3 separate regions of the Homo sapiens genome follow, and all the other regions are linked to region 2. A link is a loop called in an ENCODE intact Hi-C map of the cell type or tissue named here. Cell type or tissue: OCI-LY7. All regions are shown on one strand.

Region 1 (8,000 bases), 110 kb before region 2:
TTTAGTGCTGTGTAACATTTCAGTGTATATAAACAGCAATGATTTAGCCATTCTCTTGTCAATGAGCTTTTTCAACATTTTTCTGCAAAATCTGCAATTATTTTTCTCGCCAAAGATCTTTTCAATTATGTGCAGATTTTGCTATAGGAAAGATTTTTAAATGGGATGACTAGGACAAAAGGCATGATATTCAATATATTTGCATAAATATTGCTTCAATATGAAAAATATCTGCATAAATTTAGACACCCCTGAAGAGTATATAAAAACATAAGCCGTGCCAGTGATCTGTTCATTGGTCTTTCAATCTGACAACGGAAAATTTCTTAAGGGCAGTAGAATCAAAGTGATTCTTCACTGTTGTATTTCCATCACCTAGTTCACAGACAGGCTCACAGCAACCACTTAACACAAAAATATTTCTGGCTTAAACAAATAAAAGAGTAATACCTTGCTAAATTGTTTTAAAGATTAGGGATAATAGGTGTCCAGATATGTAAAGGGCTCAACCTGGCACAAGTGGAGAATGAATAGTTGAAGAATCCATTGTGAAAATTAAACATTAAATATGAGACAGTGTTGTCTATTTACTCAAACCTAGAGCCAACAAACATACTGACATGTTCCCCTATGAAACATTTTCAACCAATGATGATTTTTATTTTGTTTTAGCTCTTTATTTTTTTCATCCCTTAGTTAATTTAAAAACCACAAAATAAAACAGCTTTTGAAAACAGACTGGTGATATTGTACACTGATAAAACTACCCATTTTAAACTATTCTCTTCATGAGACATTCGGGCAAATGTCCACTCTTTGCTTCTCTAGCACATTAGTGCTGTTGATGTTATTTGTAATTAAAACAAGTCATCTAAGCAGGAGCAGTATGTTATGGCTACCTTTAAGGTCCTGAGTTAAGAAAGGCACAGCCACAGTAACCAGAGGAAGCCATGAGACCAACATGTAGGTCTGCCAAAAAGTTGCTAATTAATTATGGATTTATCTTCTTGAGTTCTCTATTCTGAAATCTCACCACTTAACCCATACCAGACCCAAAAGGAAAGGCCGGGTTCAGTAACAACAACCTGGGTTCAAAAGGAATTCCGAGGGAAAGGGTACTTACAGGGAGGTGGGCTCTGCAAGGGCAATCAGGCAGCTGCATGCTAGAGCCCCAAATGCAAGACGAGCTTGGGGGTTCAAGAAGGGGTCCACGGCATCACACCCCTACAACATTAGGTTGCTATCTAGCAGCAGAGGCTCAAGGCACAGATGTTGCATCCTGGTTTCTGAAGGATCAGAGCAAGTGCCCTGTGGGGTTGTGGAGAAAAACTTGGGCCCCAGAAGAGGGAACTGGGAGTGTGGGCATGAGTGCTGGGTGGAGAAATTCAGACAGAAGCATAGTCTGTAGACCAGGTCAACTGCAAGCTAGAGGCACCCCAGAGACCTGATACTATCCAGGCATCCCAGACACCAGGTTATCTGACAATTAGGTCTAATTCTAAACCAGACCAGATGGTAAATTTCAGACTAACAACATGTTTCACCTTAACTCTCCCAGGAAATCAACAGAACTCATTATCATAATTTTCTTCGAAACTCTAATTTCACACAGTAAATTACCCCCATTAGGATACACTACAGCTTAGTGTCACTTCCAGCAACACATCTTAGGGATTTCCTGAAGCACCTGCTTGTTGCTTTGATCTGTGGGATGCTGTTGAAAAATGTCCTTAGCACCTCCTCTATGGGCAAAGCAAAGCAGTACAGCCAGATAAGATCAACAAAACATTTCTATGTCAGGAAGACTGTAAACTATGGGAAATACATTTCCATTGTTCAAGAGAGTAGAGTATCTATATAGGTTAAATGGATCCAAATTATAGTTTGTGCTGTCCTTGGTAACAATCATAAATTTAAGAAGTATTCTATACTTACTATTTTTTGAATCTTCAAAAGTGAAACTACAGAGAACAAGAACTTCCTTTAAAAAAAAAGCCATATACTGGGCTGATTAGAAGTGCAGGCTCAGAAGTCAGATTTTCTGGGTTCAAAGACCAGCTCCATCTCTTACTAGCAAGGTAAGGACGGGAGTCAAGATGATCAAGGCTCTGTGCCTTAGTTCCCTTACCTACGAAATTACAATTAAAACATCACTTATCAAACAAGTTTACTTTCAGCGTTAAAGAGGTGACAGACAGACAGATATATGCACATAGAAGAATGTCCTATACTTCTGCTGCTATTTCTAACGTCATCATCACCTTTGTTGTCATTGTCATCATCCTCATCATCATCGGTAAAGTCAGATTTGGTCTTTGTAAAGTACTTCAGAAAACAAAATGTGAGTGTGACCTCACATAGAACTGAAAGAGTTCTAAGAAAGGATAGTACACAGGATGGGCTCAGAGAAGCCACACCTCTCTACTCCAAATAAACACAAAAATCTGTGTAACTAGGGTGTGTTTGTTCATAGCAATTTCCAGACAAGTCCTTTAGCTGAATGCCTATACCCAGGCCCCACAACTCTATCTTACAAATTCTAGAGATATCATGTTTTATTCAGTGGTTATTATTTTGTTATAGATCCCTTTGAGAGTATGATGAAAGCTATCACTCATTTACTCAAAAAATTAAACCCACCTATCTACACACACACATACACACATACACACACAAAAACACATATAAAGTCTGCATCTAATATCAAGAAATCCAGGGACCTCTGAAGGACCATTTATGGACTTTCCAGATTCTCACTAAATCTCTTCCTTTGCCTATCAGAATACCATGGCCCAGAAAAACTGGCTTGCTCCAGGTTAAACAACTAATAGTAGCAGGGTTAGTACCAGGTCCCTTTTCTTCTGTCCTGGTTATTGCTCTTTCCACTTCACTACCCTTTCTATAAGTTTCTTGTATTTACTGAACACTTCATTCTGTGCTAGATACACCAGACACACACTCCAAAAGCTTCAGGGAGCAAAATGAGGATACAATGCTTCCTGCTCTCAAAAAACCAACAGTCTATTAGGAAAGACCATAACAATGAAGGGTACTGAGGGAAAACACAGACTAGTATGACAAGCAACATCTGAAGCCCAGGGGAGACAGCAAGGCCAGTTGCACCCCTTCGTGGGCAGAGGGAGCTAGAGGGGTTCAAAGGCATCTTTAAAAGAGGTGATCCTAGTCTGCATCTTGATGGGCACCTGGACATTTGCCAGACTCTCTTTCTTCAGGTTGATACAGGTTTGATGGGCAAGAATGACCAGTCTCTGGCCCACCCCTCTCATCATCACATCGTACTCCAGTGAGAATACTTGTGTATTCTAAGTAGATTCACTTGCACCTTATTCTCTGAGAAGCTTTTTGTGGTTGCCATTTTCTGAATGATATATTTCTTATTTGATTAAAAGTGGATATTTTTCAGATTCTGAGAGAAAGAAGGTCATTGAGCAAATTTTTTCTAAAGCAAACAGGACTGCACTTGCCTCATTAGGCATTTCCGCACCACTATGGTCCTGCCGTCTCTGCCTTCTTGACCTCAACACTCTGCCTCTGAAGACCCCAAACAGAGCATCTTTTCCTCCTAGCCTGCTTTTCCTCCCCATTCCCAATGACCCCACAATCCCACTCCTCTCCTTCACCTGGCCAGACATTGGGGAAACTTTCTGGAAGTAAGTGCCAGGTCTAAATCCTATCAGTCAATTCATCCTTTTCAGACTCTCTCAGATCCAATCCCTTCTCTCCTCCCATGCCTCTGCTATGTCTCGGCCCTCTCTATTTCTTGCCTCAATTATTGGAATAGCTTCCAATATGTCTCCAGGCCTACAATTTCACTCCCTTCAATTTCATCCTCTACTTGGCTACCATAGAGGTTGTATGACATTTCAAAACTATTAATGTGATCATACCACCATTACCACCATGCCAGCCCCAAAATTCTTAAATGCAGAGTGCCAGTTACTTAGCAGTACACTCAGAGAAGTCCCCAGGAGCTGCTGCCCTGCCCCTTCCACCCTCACTCTGCCCACTCTCCACACACTCCCATGTTCAGCCACACCCAACTGCTTTGCCTGCTGTGCTCCAGACAGACTCCAGGCCAACACATAGAAATTCCAGCAGAGCACAAAATTCACATGACTATAATTTACAGATGCAATTTCAAAATTAACACTTTCCCACTAAAGAGCAAGCAGAAAAAAGCAAACTGGGACCAGCAATACTAATTTTCTCTCACCAAGTGAAAGACAGTAAGAAACTTTCCTCATACACTGTTTTACCATCCCCCGGTCCAAATAGCAAAGTAGATAAAACCTGGAACTCATCCATGCAGTTAGCTGCCTGAAAGCACAGTTTTCTAGATAGAAATATTCCCTGCTCTGCCTAAATTTATGCTGGTCTGTTAGAGTGTGTTAAACTTAGTACGCAAATGATAAAGAATTGTTAGTACACAACCGTAAAAGAAACACTTTCATTTTGAAAATGTAATCATATTTGCAAATCCTTCTCTGCCTTTAAGCAGATAGTAGAGAGAATAAGCTACAAAGATTACATGGCAATTTTAATATGTTCAATACCAAGAATGGGAATGTATTTACAGACTCTGTAGGTAAACACCAATTAGTCACTGAACCATTACAGTAGCAACTCCAGCAGAGTGGCTGGGGATACAGCAGACAGCATCATCACCAGCTGATTGGAAAGCCACTGTAACTTTCACATGAACTCCCTTTGAATGGACATGCCCCATGTGCTCATGTCAGGCCAGAGGAGAAACTGTTGATGTGATCTGAAATAGACTTGGAGAGTTCCATATGACCTAAAGGACTTAGAAAGTTTAACGAATGCTCAGAGCTGCCCACAATCACACAGCTGGGACAAAGTCAACACATTTTCCAAACTCAGCTCGCTGTCAAAGTCACACAACTCACTGGCAAAGATCACTGCTTCCTGAATGTTGTCCGTAGCTATTACCACTTCAAAGGATGAAATGCAGAAAGTCTCAGAAAGAAAAGGCCAGAACGATAGGATCTCGTCGTGGGGAACATGCCATGGATTTCCAGCCCAAAGATGCTCCATCTTTTGTCCCAGCCTCAGGACTGCTCAAAGAAAATCATGAAGCATCTGTAAACGTTTCAAACCATCTAACAGAAGTTATGACTGCCTACCAGACTAGGAGAATAAAATGACAGTCCTTAAAGTCTGTGTTCTCGCTGGTTTGGTAACAGTGGTCATTTCATACACTGCTTGAAAGTGTTCATTTTCATATGTGCCTGAACAAATGAAATGCAGATAAATGAATTCATGATGTAAGAAATGTAGTTTCTGGACCAGAGCTAGTCAACAGAAATGTGTAAGTCACATACATAACTTAATATTTTAAAAGCCATGTTAGAAAAATATACAACCAGGTAAAAATAATTTTAATCATATATTTTATTTAATTCAAGATACCTAGAATATTATCATTTCAACATGTAACCAATATAAAATCAAGATGTTTTAGTATTTTTTATATTAACTCTTCAAAATCCCATGTGTCTATTGCAGTTACAGCTCATGTCAATACAGACTAGCCACAACCTGAGTGCTCAGTAGCCACATGTGGTTAATAGCAACCATACTGAGTGGTACAAGTCTACACAAAACCCTTCAGAGCACCCAGAACACAATGGGAAACAAAACAGATGCACACTGGCTAGAAGACTCCACAGACGCAGGTGGTAGCATAGCGTGACATGCCATCCCAAAGCCCCCCCAGCTTGATATGGGCAAAGCAGAGAAAAGCCTACACTTCTAGAAGCCCATGGCCTCTTCAGTGGAACCAGAAGAAAGGTAAAGGGACCCTGAAAAGGTGGCCAGCCCTGGAGGGAAGAGGAAAATATCCTTCCACACAGGCCTTATGTGCTTCCCATTTCCCCACTGCCTACACACATCAACTGTTTGATTATTTTCTCAGTCAGTCAACCCAATGGTCACCCACCTGGAAATTCATCACCTACCACATGCCAGGCCCAGCCCTGTAGACATGCACTGAGAAAACTGGACAAGACCTTGCCTGCAAAGTATTCATGGCAGAGTTGGGAATCAGACAAGCAAATAGTCACAAAAATGCACATACGTGTTTACACAGGTGAGAAGGGTTACAGAGGAATGGCACACAGTGCCAGAGGAGAGGAGAAGAAGGAATATGTCTCCATCTAAGGGTTCCAGGTAAGTTCTCTGAGGGACAGGGGAATTGAGGTCTGAATGACAAATGGGGTGATTAAGCCTTCTGCTACAGCATTTTCATACAAAAGTACAAATGTTTTCCAGTGTCTTACATCACTCCTTCCTTAAATGTCTTCCTTTTTTTTTTTTTTTTTTTTTTTTTTGAGACAGAGTCTTGCTTTGTCACCAAGGCTGGAGTACAGTTGCATGATCTTGGCTCACTGCAACCTCCGCCTCCCAGGTTAAAGCGATTCTCCTGCCTCAGCCTCCTGAGTAACTTGGATTACAGGCACCTGCCACCACGCCCAGCTAATTTTTGTATTTTTACTAGAGACGGGGTTTCACCATGTTGGTCAGGCTGGTCTCAAACTCCTGACCTCATGATCTGCCCGCCTCGGACTCCCAAACTGCTGGGATTACAGGAGTGAGCCACTGCACCTGGCCCCTTCCACTTATTTCTAAGCTGTATTTCTTCTTGTTCTTTCTTCCAAACAGGGAAAGATGCTGAGTTCTATACATCGATAGTCTCACCAAAGTTTGAGGGCCAGTGTGTGGCAAAAATGGACACCAAAATATATACCTCCTAACTCTGGGCATGTTTGCTGTGATTTGGCTGCATTTATCAAACTTGACAAGTTACAGTAATGACTTCCCATGTATCTTAAGATGGTGTAGATTCAGATTGCCAATAGCCTTGTGTGCCCCATTAAACTCAGAACTTCATTCAACAGGCTACGGGTAAGGTTCTTAAGGAGGGTAGTAACACATTCTAATTTGTTTTCTAGGAGAACTGTGCTGGCAGTTCAATAGATTAACTAAAAGGAAGTTTTTTTTGGTGATATCAAAAAAAAAAAAAGACTGCTGCAATAGTTCAGGTGATAGAGTACACATGTGAACCCAAGGCACCACAATGTAAAGGAGGAAATACATTCAAGGGCATTTCAGAGCATACTCAACTAGGGCAAGATAGACAACTGCACAAACATGGTTGTCAGATGGCAGAGACCCTGGCTGAATGTTAGAAACATCTGTGGAGCTTTTGAAAAACACTAATGTCTAGACCTTACCTTCAGAGAATATGACTCAAATAGTCTGTGATGGGGCCTTAGCATGAGAATTTTTTTAAAGCTTTCCAGTGATTCTAGTATGCAGCCAGGGTTGAAAATCACAGGCTTAAATAGAATAGCTTTTTGAAACCCTGAGGTCCAAGAGAATCAGCTTGTTTTTTTCCATTCTTTAACTCAGCAAATAATTATTGAGTGCTTATGATTATCAGGCACTAGGTTAAGTGATTAGTATTATATAATCTCACAAAACCCATGATTTCTGTATTTTCATTTTGAAATGAGAACCTTCTAAGGGTCAGAGAAGTAAAGTGACTTCTAGGAGGATGGCAGGTAAATGACAACCTACATTTGAACCCAGCTTTCAATATTCAGATCTGCTAAAAGCAGGCAATGCTGCCAGCACCTTTGGATTTGAATCTTTAATTACAATTTGACTTATAGCACTCATTAATCCTTGGATATCTTGAATTCCAAGGAATGTAAGTACTTCAATAGCTAACATTCCCCATTGTTCCACTGAACCCTCTGCTGGGTCTCAGGCCCTGTGAACAACTACAGCATCTAAACTCATCTGTTACTCACTTCACCATCACACTGCTAAAGCAAGTGTTGAGTATTTTTTTTCTTACATTTTGCCAAAATAGAAACCTTAACTGTATTATTACAAGAAAACTTTTCAGTGTTAAAATACATTAAGTATTATGGAAATATAGATGCTGTCTATTC
Region 2 (8,000 bases):
GTGAAGGTAAGTAGCACCAAACCAGTCAAAGCACACACAGAATACTGATTGGGGCTGCAACAATCAATGACTACCAATGTCATCCCTCAAAAGCATCCTTGTAAATAGTTAAATTATTTCCTATAGTTGACTGTAAATGGACACTGTTTACTCGGGCAAGAATTTTCATTAAAGCTCATATTCCAAATAATGGTATATGTTTATTAATTTAAATTTTCACACAGATCACTTTGAGAAAAGATTTCATGTAGTAGATCTCACTGCAGAGAGCAAATTTTAAAGCTAGATAAAAATGCAATTTTCACTACTCAAAGAAGAAAAGGTAGAAGTAAAACAAGGCAGAAATTTAAACTGGCATCAACTCATTAAGTAAAATGTCTTCCTATTAGGACAGGTGTCTTCCTGACTACGGCAAGTTTCAGTATAAGTTCTCAGACATCACAATTAAAACAAGCTGAACTCTCATAATAAGGAAAGTGATATAAATCTCATTAGACAAGAAATTTCATTATGATGAAATTAAGTGTTTAGAAAAACAAAATGATTCCTAAATCTTGGCAGGCAGCTCCCAAAAAGAAAAAGATAAAGAGACAATATGGTTACATTACTCTCTCTATAATTAAAGACAATAAATGCTTTCCTAATAATTCTTAACTTTTAAAAACGGCAGATATAAATATTATAGGGTGTTACCTGCAAACTGTAGAACAGTGACTGAAAGACAAATTTCAAACTGTTTGCTCACTATATGATGCAATTATCAAATGTACTTCCCCAAACATTTCCCCCATAGAAGTACCCCTAATGACAGAGGAGAATAAATGCACATTCCTGGTGTTCTGGTTGCCTGAAGTGGCCCAGTCTACCACACAGCTAGAATTTCTTTATCATATGTAAATTCTGCTTTCTATTCTATCAGGCAGTCATGTTTGCTTTAACACAAAAGGTGCTATAAATTGTTTACAACAGATCTCAGCCCCTCTCACCTCCACTGCCAAAGCCTCCCATGAAGTCTGTTGCCCACCCAAATGCTTAATGAGAGAAGCTGGGGGAATGAGGAGAAATCAAGAGGAAGGGACTGAGTTTCTTGTCCAAGTCAGTTTGGGACGAAGAGGAAAAAAAAAAGAGCTATGGGAAGCAGGAGCAGGAACACAGGGCTGCAATGATCATGAGAACTTAAGCCCCAAGGCTTCAGAAACTTGTTGGAGAAGGAATCGGACTCTCACCCATGGGACGTGAGTGGGGAACAAAAATCAATATTATTTCCTCAAAGGTGTAGAAAACCATGGCTAACATTTGTATTCCACTTACATTGTACTTATAATGGTACTTTTTCACATTGCTTGTCATCTGCTGTTATAAAAATAATGCAGGAATCTGAAAAATAATAATTAGTAGAACTAACACTTACAAAGGTCTTACTCTGTCAGACACTATCCTAAGCAATCTTATCCAGTTCTCACAGCTACCCCCATTTTACAGATGAGGAAACAGAGGTAGAGAGATGTTAAATAGTTGCCCAATGTCATACAGCCAATAGTTAGAGGAGGTAGGATTCAAACTGAGGCAGCCTGGCTTCACAGTTACTAAACTATGAAGTTACTAAACACCTCACTATGCCTTTAGACTACCCAGTGACACAGGAAAGAAAAACTGGTATTATTGGCCACGTCACTGATTTCTGTACACTTGTAAAAGACTTACAATAAATAATAGAGTAGCATTTTTATTAAATAGTAATCCCACCCCAATCATGTGTCCTTGCTCAAAAATGAATTAGTTATAAATTTTGCATATTTTTACACAACTGTGAAATTTTATACTTAATAAACATTAATCACATAGCAATATGAAAATTCTTTATTGTTACTATGCATACTGAACTCACAGGAAATTACCCCTGAAACAATTCAGCAGTAACACCAGGAAACTGCTGCTACACAGAAAGTGCTCAATGAAGTGGCACCAGAAATGTGGCCCAGCGGGGATCCATTTTCAGCTTGGACTTCTTGCAGGAAGTAACTCTCCGTGCCAGAGGTGCTGCCACACACTTTCTCCCATGGCCACAAGCACCTGCAGGATTCTAATTCCATCAGAACAACACAGATACATAATGTTCAATTTAGGCAGCCAGAGCACTGCAGAACCATGGAGCCATTTCTGTAACTTACTGGTTGGCAACCTGCATTTGGCAGAACATACTGGACATATATCAAATGTTAAAAAGAAATCAATTGATAAAGCTCTCCACTTAGAGACACAGACTTACTTTGAGCAAGTCCTTAAGAAAAGCAAGTGGAGTGCCTCTCCCCATCCCCACCCCACCCAAGAGCTATCAATCTTCCAATCAGGATCATCACTGTCCTCTTTCATCAAATTAATCGCACAGCAGCCATTATTACCAACTTGATATCTAAAATGCCACGTACATTCTCTGTATTTATTGTACTGTTATTATTGTTCTGTGTTAGTGACTTTAACTACAAAAAACTTATATAAAGACTTTAAGGTATTTACTCACAAATTTGCTCTCCTGCATCTATGTTTACTAGAAAGTCCTTTAGTTCCTCAAACACAAAACCTCCTGCCACAATAAATCTAATCGCAACCCAAGCCTCATGTACTAAGATCAAGATCAGCAGAGGTTGGAGGTGTGTGATTCTATATGGTTGTTGTAATTTTATATTTAAAAAGACTGGCAATTTTGTTATTAATCAGGGATATAATCTGTATTAAAAAAATGGCTACAGGAATGTCATGTTCCGTTCCATTTATACCACTTTTCAGACTTAAACTGTTTTTGTTATGTATTAGAGGGGAAATATGAAACATTTGCCAGTTAGTTTACAATGGATCACATGTGGGACTAAAGAGTTTGACTCCAATCATTGATCAGATCTTCAAAAAAAGCCCCTCTCCAGAAATAGACAGGAAAATAAATCTATTCTGTACAAGACACTGCACAGCACTCAACAGATAGAAGGGTGAGAAAAACAGACTTTCACCCAAAGAAATCCACAGTCCACAATAAGGTTTAAACAGTACCCAGATGGCAACACAAGGAGCCGGAGCAGCACTGACACCTGCCATAAGTGCTAAAGACCCAAAGTAACTGCCACTGTCCTGAGAATTCCCAAGGGAGGAGGTTTGGCTTGGCCTTGCATCTCTGTTGCCTAGAGACACAGCAGTAAATATATATTGAACAACTAAATTAATAAATGCCTTTGACTACTACATACATATGCCTACTACTACTTTCATATGTAGGCATATGTATGTAGTAGTCAAAGGCATTTACATACTTCATACAAAAAGACCACTGTGTCTTAAAAGATCAGCTTTTCTCTACAGAGAAAACCATGAGAATTGAAAAAGTAGAGGGAGAAAGAGAGAAAAGACAAGAAGAGGTGAGTATCAGGAGCAACAGGGGAGGGAACAGGAGCAACCAGGACCCAGAAAGGGCATATGGAAAGCTGAGAATGCCACGAGGGAAGGAAAAGGAGGAAGTGAGGCAGGAAAGGAGCTACCCACACAGCACCAGGGTCGCAGTTTAGTCAAGAAGGCTTTAGCCTCCTCTGGGACTTCTAGTTACACTATTTGGCGTCCTGCACCACCTCAGGTGCATTCACCCTGCCCATGACACCACGGTAACTCAGTAAGTGCATAAACCATAGACTGCAGTTCCTCAGAACCGCTTATCTGAGACAGCATGCTGGTACTTCCTGAATGGCAGCCTGGCATTCTGAGATTATACTCTTCCTTCATGTATGGTGCTAGAATCGGTCCTCTCCTTTATGAAATGAAAGGGATAGTACACATTAAGACATATTTTATGAAATTTTATTGCTGTACCTTACTTTCTAAAATCCCCTCTTGCTCTTTTCCCTACACTGTTCAATAAAACCCAAAGTCTCATAACCACTAGAGTGTGCCACATCTTAAAAGATTTTTTATGAAAAGCTAAAAAGTTTAAAATATGAGTATGAAAACCCTTACCTAACTTGAAAACTATTAGGTAAAATGTTTTGTTCTCCAGAGATTTTAGATAAAAATAGGTTTTATTACTCCTTTGGGCAAAGAATGTCATTATTAAATTAAAAAAAAAAGGAAGCAGATCAAAACTCAGCACCTGTTCTATGACCTCATTTTGGAAAATATGGGGGAACGAGTATCATCACGTGAATACATATATATAATGCATGTATACATGTAGGGAATTACACACAACAAATTTAACAATGGTTATTTCTGGGTAGTGAGAGTTCCTCTTATTTCTGCTCTCTTCATAAGTAGAAATTACTTTTATAAATAGAAGAATTCTACAAATATGAAAAATAAATGTTTTTACTTTGAAAAATAAATGTGAGAAAAAATAACATGAAAAAATATTTGTTATCAACTCCATGAAGAAACAGCAAGTTTCCACCACAGCCAGTGGCCTTCTGAGTGAAGCATGGTTTTCTGCCCTACATACCAAGCCTTTAGACAAGGATCTCTTTATAAGTGCTCTGTTACTTAATACATCCATTTACATTATTACCATAAAGATGACTTTTCCAAAATAAAGCTTTCAATCTCTAGGGTCCCTGCAGGGTAATAGGAAGCATTCAGCAGATTACTGTTACTGTAATATGTTTTATTACACTTAATGACACAGATACTTCACAGTACTGGGATTTTTGTAGGTATTTAAAAATGTATCTCCTATAAAAATATATCTACTGAAAACACATATCCCATAAAATATGTAAGTAAAATATTCATGCAACAGATTATATACTATACATGAACATAAAAAACAAAACATCTTTTAAACTATTCTAAGCAATGTAGTTCCATTTAAAAACAAAGTATTTTAAGTAATGGGAAGGTTCTTCATTCTAAAAAAATAATAATGTCTCAGTCTAAGAAAGGGATACACTCAGTCCATTTGTCAACAAATACCCTCTGAGTACTAAGGATGTAGAGATGAACTAGATGCAATGCCTTCTCTCCAAAAGCTTACTATACATTAGAAAAACAAACAAATGAGTTCAATAAATGGTTCAAGTATATGATGAAGATGATGAAAGTATGTATGTGGTTCTGAGAGGGCACAAAGAATAAAAATGGTTGTCCTACCTACAAGGGTGGGGGCAGAAAAGTTTCCTAGATGACTTTTTTCACAATGCAGTTATTATTTCCTAAAAATAAATTATGAAAGTATCTATTTCTTTTACTAAGCATCTAGAAATATAGAAGAGAGTGTCAAGGGCACAGTCATAGAGATATATTAATAAAAAAATGTCTGGGCTGAGCCAACAGCGGTAAGCGGCCATCCAATCATCTCATTCACTGCATGTCATTTTTGAGCACTTATTAGGTTCTGCGCAAGGTGCTGAATAAGATGTGGTCCCTCATGTTCAACGACCTTACAGCCCACTAGCAAAGAGAAGCAGGAATAAATAATACAATTTGATACGTGCTATAATGGGATGCATTGTGAAGGGCTACAAAGGCACAGATGATGGCACAGTTAACTACACATTGAGGGAAGGTTTAAGAAACAAGGAGCCAGCCACATGTGAGCTCCGTAGGACAGGAAAGAGAATGAATTCATTGGAATTTTCTAAGGCAGAATGATGTATCAAGGCTGAGTGAAGTCCTTTGCAGTGTTACTTCATCTAATCTTCAGGATTATTTTATGAAATAGGTATTGTTCCCATTCCCGCCTGGGTATTGTTCTAGGTGAGGTACGTGTGGTTAGAGAATGAAGTAACATGCCTAAAGCCAAACTAATAATAACTGGTGAATTAGGTTTTGAAAGCAGATCAGAAGTCTTACTTGGCTGCCTCTGCTTTTCCCAGAACAGATAAGCAATAAACATAAGGCTTACTTTGATCTGTATCTTAGCTGGGTGGCTCTTTAGTTTCCTGAAACCTGACCCCTTCAAGAATCTCCTTAGGTCTTTCAACTATTCTTTCTCCATAAAATTCCTTTTTTTATATTCATACACTTTCAGCATACTTAATATATATCAGCAGGCATTTGTAGCTCACTAAAATTATCTCTTCTTCTTCACTTTTCAAGGAACTCAATCCTGCACTAAACACATTACAAAGTAAAGCTCAAGGCTCAAGGTGTGATATTTTCCATAATTTGAAACAGTTACACATGGATAGAAATACATTTGCTACATAGACTACAAGCTTCGACACTTAGGAAACCTACTGAAAATTAACAGGATATGAGAAGTGAAAACGTGGTACAGTGTAGCCGCAAAGTATATCCATAGTATACTTTGTAGCCACACGTCAGGAGGAAGTTACCTTTATGCACCCCTTACCACTGCATGCAAATTTGATATTTTCTCTACATGCTTTTGGAAAATGTGCTAATAACTAAATCATCAACACAGTACTTGCAAATTGTTTTTAGGCCTTCAACTCTTAACAGGGAGAACATGAGAAGTTTCTCTTCCACGTGCAAAGTGAAATGTTACACCTTATAAAGTCTAGACTTTGAGAAGGCCATACCATATCAGACCCATATTCAATCCACTAAATCTGCTGTCAAGATCATTGTAAACCATGAGAGCATGTTGATAAGTGCAGTCCATTTACAGAGGGATCACTGCCTGTAAACCACAACTGAAGCATGCTAAAATAAGCAGTGTGATTGATACTGTATTTTTGTAAATGGTCCTATAAATGATCTTCTGAAATAGCTATCCTCACCAGGACATGGAGAAGATATGCTCAGTTAACCGAGGTTATTGCATCACAATAGGGACTTTGTGGTCTCTGAACTTAACAGACATATCTTATACAAAACTATTTGTGGTAGTGGTGGTAGTGGTGCATAATTTTCAATTATACAAGAAAATAGTGTCCACAAGTTATTTTTTTACTCACTCAGTCTTCAGTTGTTAATGAATGCATTTCCTTACCTTGTATATTTTACGTAAATAAGATTTTTATAAAGAGACTCAGTAATAACTGTGTCACCCACTTCCACATAAAATCAAACAATTGGCAATAAGATATGCCAGACTGTACTTACTAAAGATTACTGGACTGTAAATATAAATCGGACCACCATGGAAAGATATGGCTATAAATGCTGACAGTATAGCAAGGGAAAAATAATTTACACCAGCTGGGGAGCTGCTATGTCCCAGGTATTGTAGCTGACAATTTACCTATGTGATTAAAAAGCACTAGGAAGCAAATAATTTCTGGCCTGTGTCCCATAACCTACTAGTTTAAGATTATTGGTTGGTGGTTCCTAAATTATACACCAAGGTATCCTGGAACACCACAGCAAACTCAGAGACACTGCAGGATATTTTAAATTTTCACCAAAAAAATCACAAGAATATTCAGCATCTGATACTGCATGAATTACTAGCTCAAATTACTGTGTAGTTTTAACATTAGATCCCACTAAGTTCCTTTTAATGGTGTATCTTTGTGAAGCTGGATATTCAGCAGATGCAGTGGTTAACAACTAAACATGGTACAACAATCAATGTAAAACAAAAAATGAGGGTGTGGTGGTGTGTAATCTTATTCCAAGATTTGAGAAGTTATGTAGTGCCCAACAGGCACACACATCCCATTAGTAATAATTGTGGGTATTTAAGAATAAAATAAAAATAAAAATATTTTTCCTTTCAATGTACTTGTATTATTTTCTTTCAACCAACTACTATGTTGTTGGGACATAAATATTTATTAAATTGCTTAGAGATAACTACTTAAAAACAAAACTGGGCTGGAGAGGGTGGTTCACGCCTGTAATCCCAGCACTTTGGGAGGCCAAGGCGGGTGGATCACCTGAGGTCAGCAGTTCGAGATCAGCCTGGCCAACATGGTGAAACCCCGTCTCTACTAAAAATACAAAAATTAGCCACGCATGGTGGCATGCACCTGTAATCCCAGCTACTCGGGAGGCTGAGGGAGGAGAATCGCTTGAACCCAGGAGGCGGAGGTTGCAGTTAGCCAAGATTGTGCCACTGC
Region 3 (8,000 bases), 68 kb before region 2:
TTTATATTTGTAAACAGCGATAATAAGAATATGAGCCCTCCTGCATTATAGTTCACAGTAGAGCTCAATGCAATAAAGTAAGTGTCGTTTTTGGAAAAAATGAAAATTGCCACAAAAGGTATGAGGTCATACTTTCATTACTGCTCTAGTGTACTGCAGTTCACTGGCAGACAGTTGGCAAACTGATGAACTTCCAATGTTAGCGAAAGTCAAGGGCTATTCCAGGCACTTAAGCTTCATGATACTCAACAGACAGGTCAACTGATCATTACAGCCAAAGTGCTCTCACAAAAGGCCCTGTTACAGAGGCTACGAAGGTGAAGTCTTCGAACTCCTGTCTGCAGTAATCAAATTGATTTTGCTTATAGAATCTGAAACCAGTATTAATGTAAAGAAAGAAACAAACGGAAAATAAAGGGTGTAATGTCAGCCCGAGTCTATATTTTTTAAAGCAGATAAACAGCTTAATATCTAAGCACTAAATATTATCACTTGTTTCAGTTTTTTATATTAAAAAGATAATATTTTAATAGTATCTACCATTTGCTGTATAAATCTTATAAAAATATTTAGTAAAAAAATATGAATGACCTAAAAGTTAGTATGCTGTAATAGTTTCTCATACTTTCTTTCATGTATTTTTTGTCTTCTCCACAAAATTTTAATATGCATGTATTTTTAGTTTTATCTACCTGTTTTCTACCCTGAACTACCTATGACGACATTCAGTCAAGGGTCCTCTGAGCTAAATAAAATTTTCTGTGACTAAGCCAGACAGAGGTAACATGAAAGAACTACTTACTACTATTAAGGAATGGAAAGGACAGCACTATTTGACACTTAGTTCTTCCCTTCTCTCAAATCCCTCTTCCTTCCTTATTCTCCAGGTGTGAGTTTAAAGAACAACTTACAAATGAGGTCACTGTTCCTTGTACTTCACATTTTCAAACTCTCATCACACTCATCAGGGTGTATCTCTCCCACCTAGATCCTATGAAGAAATGTGAGTGGGATATAGTTCATTTAGATGGATTTATAACTGGCTGAAATATCACACCCAAGAAACAGTGATTAACAATTGATTGATACAAGGAGAGAAAACTCTAGGAAGTAGATTAGCATTGCCCCAGCTGCCCAAGTCAGACATGATCAAAGAACTCATTTAACTCGATCAAGGACCTGGCCACAGAATCCTTTCCAATAATGTTCCAGAAAGCTATTACCAACAAATAGCATTGGCAGATGACATCAAACATATCTGAAGTTCCTGGATTAGGTTTTCTGAGGAATTATGTCCTTGCTTTTATCCAATTTGAGGTTTTTTAACCATTGATTTTATTTGAAACAGTCTTATTTCTGTGAGTGATTAAAATTTTTAATAAAGGACCTTATGAGAAGTCAGAATCAAAATTCAAATGGGAGCTAAAATATTTTATTAGTATCTTGAATTTATTTCATACTAGTTAATGGTCAATTCCTATTCTAGACCAACTAGAGGCTTGAGAATTACTTGGAAGGGCCTATCAACTATACATCCACCCACAGATGATCTGGGACATGGGAGTCAAGACCAGACTCAACACACCCCAAGACATGCAGTCACAAAATTGCTAAGCATTCTGGGCAGCATTCTGGATACTCCTGAATCAAGACAGTTTTGGTGAGTGAATTTGAAGGGCTAAATAGTACACAGCGAGATTCATTCTGGCATTTAGCTCCTCTCTGGAACATCTGGTGCTCAGACATCAGTTAAAAAGCTCTCTCTGGGTGGCTCTCTTTACCTGTTCTTGCGTTAAATATCGAGGAAGAAGAGTCAAGTTGTTTCTGCCTTTCAAGCGTACAAGATTCAGTGATATAAAGGGCACTTACCACCTGAAAAAAGACCTAGGCTGTAAGGCAGAAGGCCTGAGGTCTAGGCCTGGCTTATCCTCTAACATAGTGAGTATATTAGTTTTCTATACTGCTGTAACAAATTACCACAAATGTATGGCCTAAATCAACTCTTATTATCTTATATTTCTGTAAGTCAGAAAATCAACATGCATCTCACTTAAGCCAGTGAGACGCATGTTGAATTTTTGACTTACAAAAATCACGGGGTTGGCAGGGTAGTATCCCTTTCTGGAGATTCTATCGGATAATTCTTTTCTATGCCTGTTCCACCTTCCAGAGACTGCCCACAATCCAGATATTATGGACACATAGCCCTCTTCCTCCATCTTCAAAGCCTGCAGTGGAGCATCTCTCTCCAAGCCAGTTGGAAAAGGTTCTCTGCTTTTCAGGACCCATATGATTACATTGGGCCCACCCAGATAATCCAAGATAATCTACTCATCTCAAGGTCCTTGTCTTTATCACATCTGCAAAGTCCTTTTTGCCATGTAAGGTAACATATTCATCAGTTTCAAGGTTAAGATATGGACATCTTAGGGAGGCCATTATCCTGTCTACAAATGATCAATCTTGAAAACATCAACTTACCTCTGTGATAACACCTGCAAAATGAGAAGTCTGAACTACATCATTTGCAAAGCCCCTTTCAGCCCTATTTTATGCAGGTGAGTAAATGTCAAGAATTCTAACAAGAAGCTTCTCACATAACAAATTACGGATGCTGGAAAGCAGCATGCACACTCTGCTTTCCTTTCCAGCCATGTAAATTGGTCCATTTGCCATGATGAGCCAATTACACAGAGAGATGTTAGTAAAATAAACTAAATGATTTGTGAAAAGAATTACAATAGGACAATTACAAATCTACTGCTAGTCTCCAGAGCAAATGAAAGGGGATGATAGTGCTGCTTACTACAGCACTATTGTATTTTAAATCTGGGTTGACTCACTGTATGATATTGTTAAAGTCAAACAATTGTCCCTCAACCATCTGTTCCCCTGATTTATATAGCTTTTATGTGGGCTCCTCTCCTAGCTGCATTCTGTCAGCAAGCCATGTAAAAATACAAAGTCATTACCATGCTCTACATTAAAGTGTATTAGAATTAATTCTGAACATAAAACCTAGGAGATTAAAGTTTATTTATACCAACTCATTTTTACTTCAAGCATAAAGTACACCATTAAGTACTAACAGTATTTTAGTTTCTGTGTGGGCACTTCCTTTGCACAGACCACAGTCCTGTACAGTATTTCCTGTAAAATAACCACAGTATTTTTTTTCTCATAATGGGGGCATTTGGCAGCTGCAGTCACAAGTAGCTTAACAAAGTTGACTTTATTTACTTTAGCCTAAGACATCCACCTAGAAACTCAAATGCATATATGAGAACTAAAAAATGTGAAACTTCAATTTTTAAATCTTAAAAACAATATTTACAATGTCAGTCTAGCTTACATTGCTTTTAATTATGGAACATGTTCAATGTCAAAAGAGATCGCAGATTTGCTCCATATCATTTAATCAGAACAAACAAGGAGCCTTTCATACATCCCTTTGGAATGATTTTTCCCACAAGCAACCGAGAGATAAGATATCTGCTATTTTACTCAGTATATACAAGTTTTATTTCATTTAAAGAACTAAATTTAAGTGAAACAGTATATAGAAGCACTCCATGTTAATGAGCAAAACTACTTAAAACTCCTTAACCAAAGATTTAGATTCCCCTTTGAAGAAAAGTTCCTTTCACCTTTTAAAATTCAGCAGGCTTTAAAGGCCATTGTCAGAAAAGTCTGAGAACCAGAAAACAGGTTCTAGAAACTATGAGTTTCTCATGCACATAAGATCATGCACTATTTAGTGAATAAGACATAATTACACACTTTTTTTTTTTTTGAGACAAAGTCTTGCTCTATCACCCAGGGTGGAGGGCAGTGATGCAATCATAGCCCACTACAGCCTCCAGTTCCTGGCCTCAAGAGATCCTCGTGCCTCAGCCTCCTGAGAAGCTGGGACTACAGGCATGGACCACCAAGATCAGCCAATTTGTTTTAAAATTTTTTGTAGAGATGGGTCTCACTATTGTGGAGTCCTGATAATGTAAGTAAGCAAAAATGAGGTAGGGGTTCCAGGTGGGGGAGAACAATTGCTCTGAGAGACAACTTATCACAAACAACCCGCTGGCACAACTACCTCTCACTTCACAGGTAGCCCCAGCAGCATGACCTCATTCTGCACATAGCCCCCTCCAGCATGACCCTATAAAACATCCCTCCAGCCCCTGCCTCTTTGCAGACATCCCCTTCTCTGCTGTGCTGCCTGTCACACCCTTCCAACATATCTTTGCTCATTCTCTAATAAATCTGCCTTTCTTTACCTACGATTGTCTTGGTAAATTCTTTACCATCTGCAATGCTGGCCCCAGGCAATCACAGGGTGACAACTATGTTACCAGGCTGGCCTTGAAATCCTGGCTTCAAGCAATCCTCCTACCTTGGGAGGATCCCAAAGTACTGGGATTACAAGTGTGAGCCACCGCAGCTGGCTTATAAAAATTAAGTTTAATTTGTATATCGTGTTATATCTGTATTAGTTTAAAACTAGCTGATTATTCCAAAACTTGTGATAGTGACTTCCACTTAAAATCTTCACTCACTATAAGTAAAGCTCAGATGTGGGGAATAACCACAAATACTTCTACAGGTTGAGTATCCCTTATCTGAAATGCTTGGGACCAGAAGTGTTTTAGATTCCAGATTTTCTATTTCAGATGCTCAACCAGTAATAAGATCTTGCTAAAACAGTAGGTAAATGATAGCAAAAATTTTCGGGTTTTGTGAGTTTAAAAAAAAAAGAATATTAGGACTTTTCAGTATAGTCTTTTAAATTGTTTTTATAAACAATACATGAAAAAATATGTGGAAAATACTTTAAAATAATATATGACATATATCTCTATACAATAATACCAATTTGATATTACCAACTCAAGGTTAATGGAACTGAGTGAATTAAAACTGTTTTCGTGTCATTTCAGAAAAGAAAAGGCTATCAAAATTGACAGGGAAATGCAAAATGAGCAAAGATAAGCATAGTTTTACAGGCAAATTCAAATAAGTAGAAATTTTTCTTCCATATATATTGCAATGTTTATTCCCAATATTATTCTCTGGAATGATCTTTTCTCTCCTCACAATTCATATTTAACCTTAATAGTTCATCTCAAGCTTTACTTCATCTTTAATCTCTTAACTAGTTTTCTCTCCATTGATTTTCTGCCCTTTTGTTCATGTTGCTCATTTGAGTATTTGGATATATCCTTCCTTGCACATTTATGAGTATATTTTATCCACAATGAGAATGTACACTTGTTCAGAGCAGAGCTTATGTTTTAAACCTCTATTTTTGGGATATTCTGGCTCCCAGCATCATGCTAGTATATAATAGACTCAATATACACTTAATAGCTTTACATTCGTTTTAGACATATTCTCATGTAACCATAGTAAAAACCAGAATTTTTTTCCACAATTCAGTAGAAAGGTTCTGCTGAGATTAGGTATGTAAAATTGCACCACATTTGGAAAAGCTCCTTGAGGAATCTTGACCAGTCACTGATACAGAACCTAAACCACAGCCTTGCCTACAACATCTATTCAACCCATAAGAACTTACTGAATTGGATCACAGGATTGACTTAAAACAACAAGATGAGCATGAGCTTGGAAGCAAATGCAATCATCCAGGTGTGAAGTAAAGTCAGTCTCATCTGGCAAGTAACCATGGAAGTGGCAGTGAAGGGATGGCAAGGACTTGGCAGCCATGGGGACTGATCTGGTTATAAGAGCAACACAAACATGGCCAGGGAAACGTTGCTAATGATCTAATGGACTAATGGACCTTAGTTCTCTCCTCTTGGAAATTAGAAGATGGTAATTAAAGATGTCTCTCTCCTTCAGCTTCTAAATATAATGCCGGAGGAAGCATATAGACTCACTGTGAACAAGCAGGTGCCTGGAGAGTCAGCAAATGCATCGGCAGAGCAGTTACAATGATAAGAACAGGAAGAACCTTCGAAAATGTTTGGAATTCGTGGACCGGGTCTTTAACAGTCTGAACAATGACCTGCGAGTCTCACAGCAATCCAAAAGGCAGTCCCACTGACTGCCTTCTATTTCTTCATGGCAGCATTTTCAAAATCATCATTTTCATTTCTATCTGAGTCTTTTATAAAATAATTTAAAACACAAACTCCAAATTACTAAAGCTTATTTTTTAATTTATGAACTCTTCCAACTGTCTAATATCCAGGATGTAGTATAATAGGTGTCTTTAACACCTCGGTAGAAATGGCTCCCCTTGTGTCTACCTTGCAATTAATTTATGTTTTCCAAAGTGTTGATGCTTCAATATTCATATTTAAGCTATGGAAATTTTAAAAACAGTAACGCTGTAGAAAATGTAAGCCATTGATTACATTGTACAAAATGTAAACTGCTGAATCATAAGTTAGGAAGAGCAAATAACATACACACATTGTTAATTGAATGCATTCATGCTAGAAAAAGGTCTATGATTCAAAGAACCATACTATTCTATTTTGTGTGCTTGGAATTTTCACTATCAAAAGTTTTAAAAAGTTTGATATAACAGTGAAAATCTAATGAGAAATACATGATTTTTTTCGCAACTAGAAAATCATAGCAAAAAATCATAAAGATAAAATAATTATGAAGATCAAGCATTAACATTTACATTAAGCTTAGCGAGGAAGGCATGTCAAAAGCTGAGGCAAGTCAAAAACTAGGCCTCTTGTGCCAGTTAGACAAGTAGTGAATGTAAAGGAAAAGTTATTGAAGGAAATTAAAGCTGCTACTCCAGTAAATACACAAATGATAAGAAAGTGAAACAGCTTTATTACTGACACAGTGAAAGTTTTCGTGGTCTGGATAGATCAGATCAGCCACAACATTCCCTTAAGCCAAAACATAACTCAAGGCCCTAACTCTCTTCCATTCTGTGAAGGCTGAGAAAGGTGAGGAAACTGTAGAAGAAAAGTTTGAAGCTAACAGAGGTTGGTTCATAAGGTTTTAAGAAAGAAGTCATCTTCATAACATAATTTTAAAATGATGTTAGACCAATCCTTTTTAAAGAAAATATTATCACGTATTTGTTCAAATCTCTCTTCTATACTTTTTCACTTATAACTGAGACTAACAAAATTTTAGAAATTTTTTTTTCTAATTTTTACTTATGTATGTCTATACTTACCTACAACATTCTAGGTTTATCTTTTCCAAAAGTTCATACTCTTTTTCAAGGGATGAGTTCTGAATATTCAGGAATCAATTATACAGTGTGTTTATGACGTGTGGTCAGTGCCTATTTCACTCCCTGTAACCCCACCAAGCAATAGTGAAATGTTCTTGTTATTGTGAAGCTAGCAAAGGTCTAGGGAGTCACTTGGATGACAAGGGTGGCTTCAAAAATGGTGCTAAAATTATTACATGAATCGTAATTAATAATTCCATTCAAGTTCTTCCTTGACTACTACAAGTAATCAAGCACTAGCCATGGCAATGCTTACTCGCATGCAATTTTGTTCACAGTGTCCACTCCTTAGGTTCATTGCTCACATGAGACAGTATCAGATCTCAATAAACCATAACATACTTTTAGTTCTTTTTCAAAAGTAAAACACTTTCACTCACTTTAAGATATTTAGAAACTATAGAGAACTGTAAAGCAGAACCAGGTGTTTTAACTACAGTCAACAATTTGCTGTAAATAATTCTTGTTTTCTCATTATGCAATTTTGTGTGGCCATATATAAACCCATTTTACATTTAAAAATTGCACCCTTATGGACACACACAGAAGAAACATCTCTTAAAGGGAAATAAATGCATGATACACCCGTAAATTATTCCAAAACCACATATACCTGTTCTGAATGTCTTTAGTACCCAATGTCTCTGCTGTTGTCAAGTCATAAATTAGCCCCCTTCAGGATTAGCTCTCATAACTCTTAAACCACTGGGCCCCATGCAGTGCTCTAAGGCAGGAATTTTAAAAATGTTCCATTGCATAAAATCAGTAAGGA

The links. A loop is a pair of places that touch in the nucleus more often than their neighbours do. Peaks named below come from ENCODE experiments on the same cell type or tissue, not always from the same donor. Only the 100,000 strongest peaks of a DNase experiment are listed, where the experiment ranks them.
Region 1: it touches region 2 in a loop (4-fold over the local background); 7 of 110 quality-filtered maps call a loop at or near these places.
Region 3: a loop joins it to region 2, with 4 times the contacts of the local background. A loop is called at or near these places in 4 of 110 quality-filtered maps.

Annotation. Positions count from the first base shown.
Region 1 is chr1:107,784,335-107,792,334 of GRCh38, forward strand. All of the region lies in intron 2 of VAV3 (vav guanine nucleotide exchange factor 3), which reads right to left. Among named protein-coding and RNA genes, the nearest start is that of MIR7852, 110 kb to the right of the region's middle. In OCI-LY7, CTCF peaks have their summits at 1,562, 1,784, 3,123 and 3,325; DNase peaks (open chromatin) are centred at 1,717 and 3,127; H3K4me3 peaks cover 1,031 bases.
Region 2 is chr1:107,894,008-107,902,007 of GRCh38, forward strand. The region is part of intron 1 of VAV3 (vav guanine nucleotide exchange factor 3); the gene reads right to left. It overlaps MIR7852 (microRNA 7852), which reads left to right and starts at 3,216; the gene lies at 3,216-3,297. In OCI-LY7, CTCF peaks have their summits at 3,929 and 4,132; DNase peaks (open chromatin) are centred at 1,954, 3,114, 3,634, 6,284 and 1 weaker place; H3K4me3 peaks cover 2,219 bases; H3K27ac peaks cover 4,492 bases.
Region 3 is chr1:107,826,428-107,834,427 of GRCh38, forward strand. The region is part of intron 2 of VAV3 (vav guanine nucleotide exchange factor 3); the gene reads right to left. Among named protein-coding and RNA genes, the nearest start is that of MIR7852, 67 kb to the right of the region's middle. In OCI-LY7, a CTCF peak has its summit at 6,211; a DNase peak (open chromatin) is centred at 3,154; H3K4me3 peaks cover 1,125 bases; H3K27ac peaks cover 1,419 bases.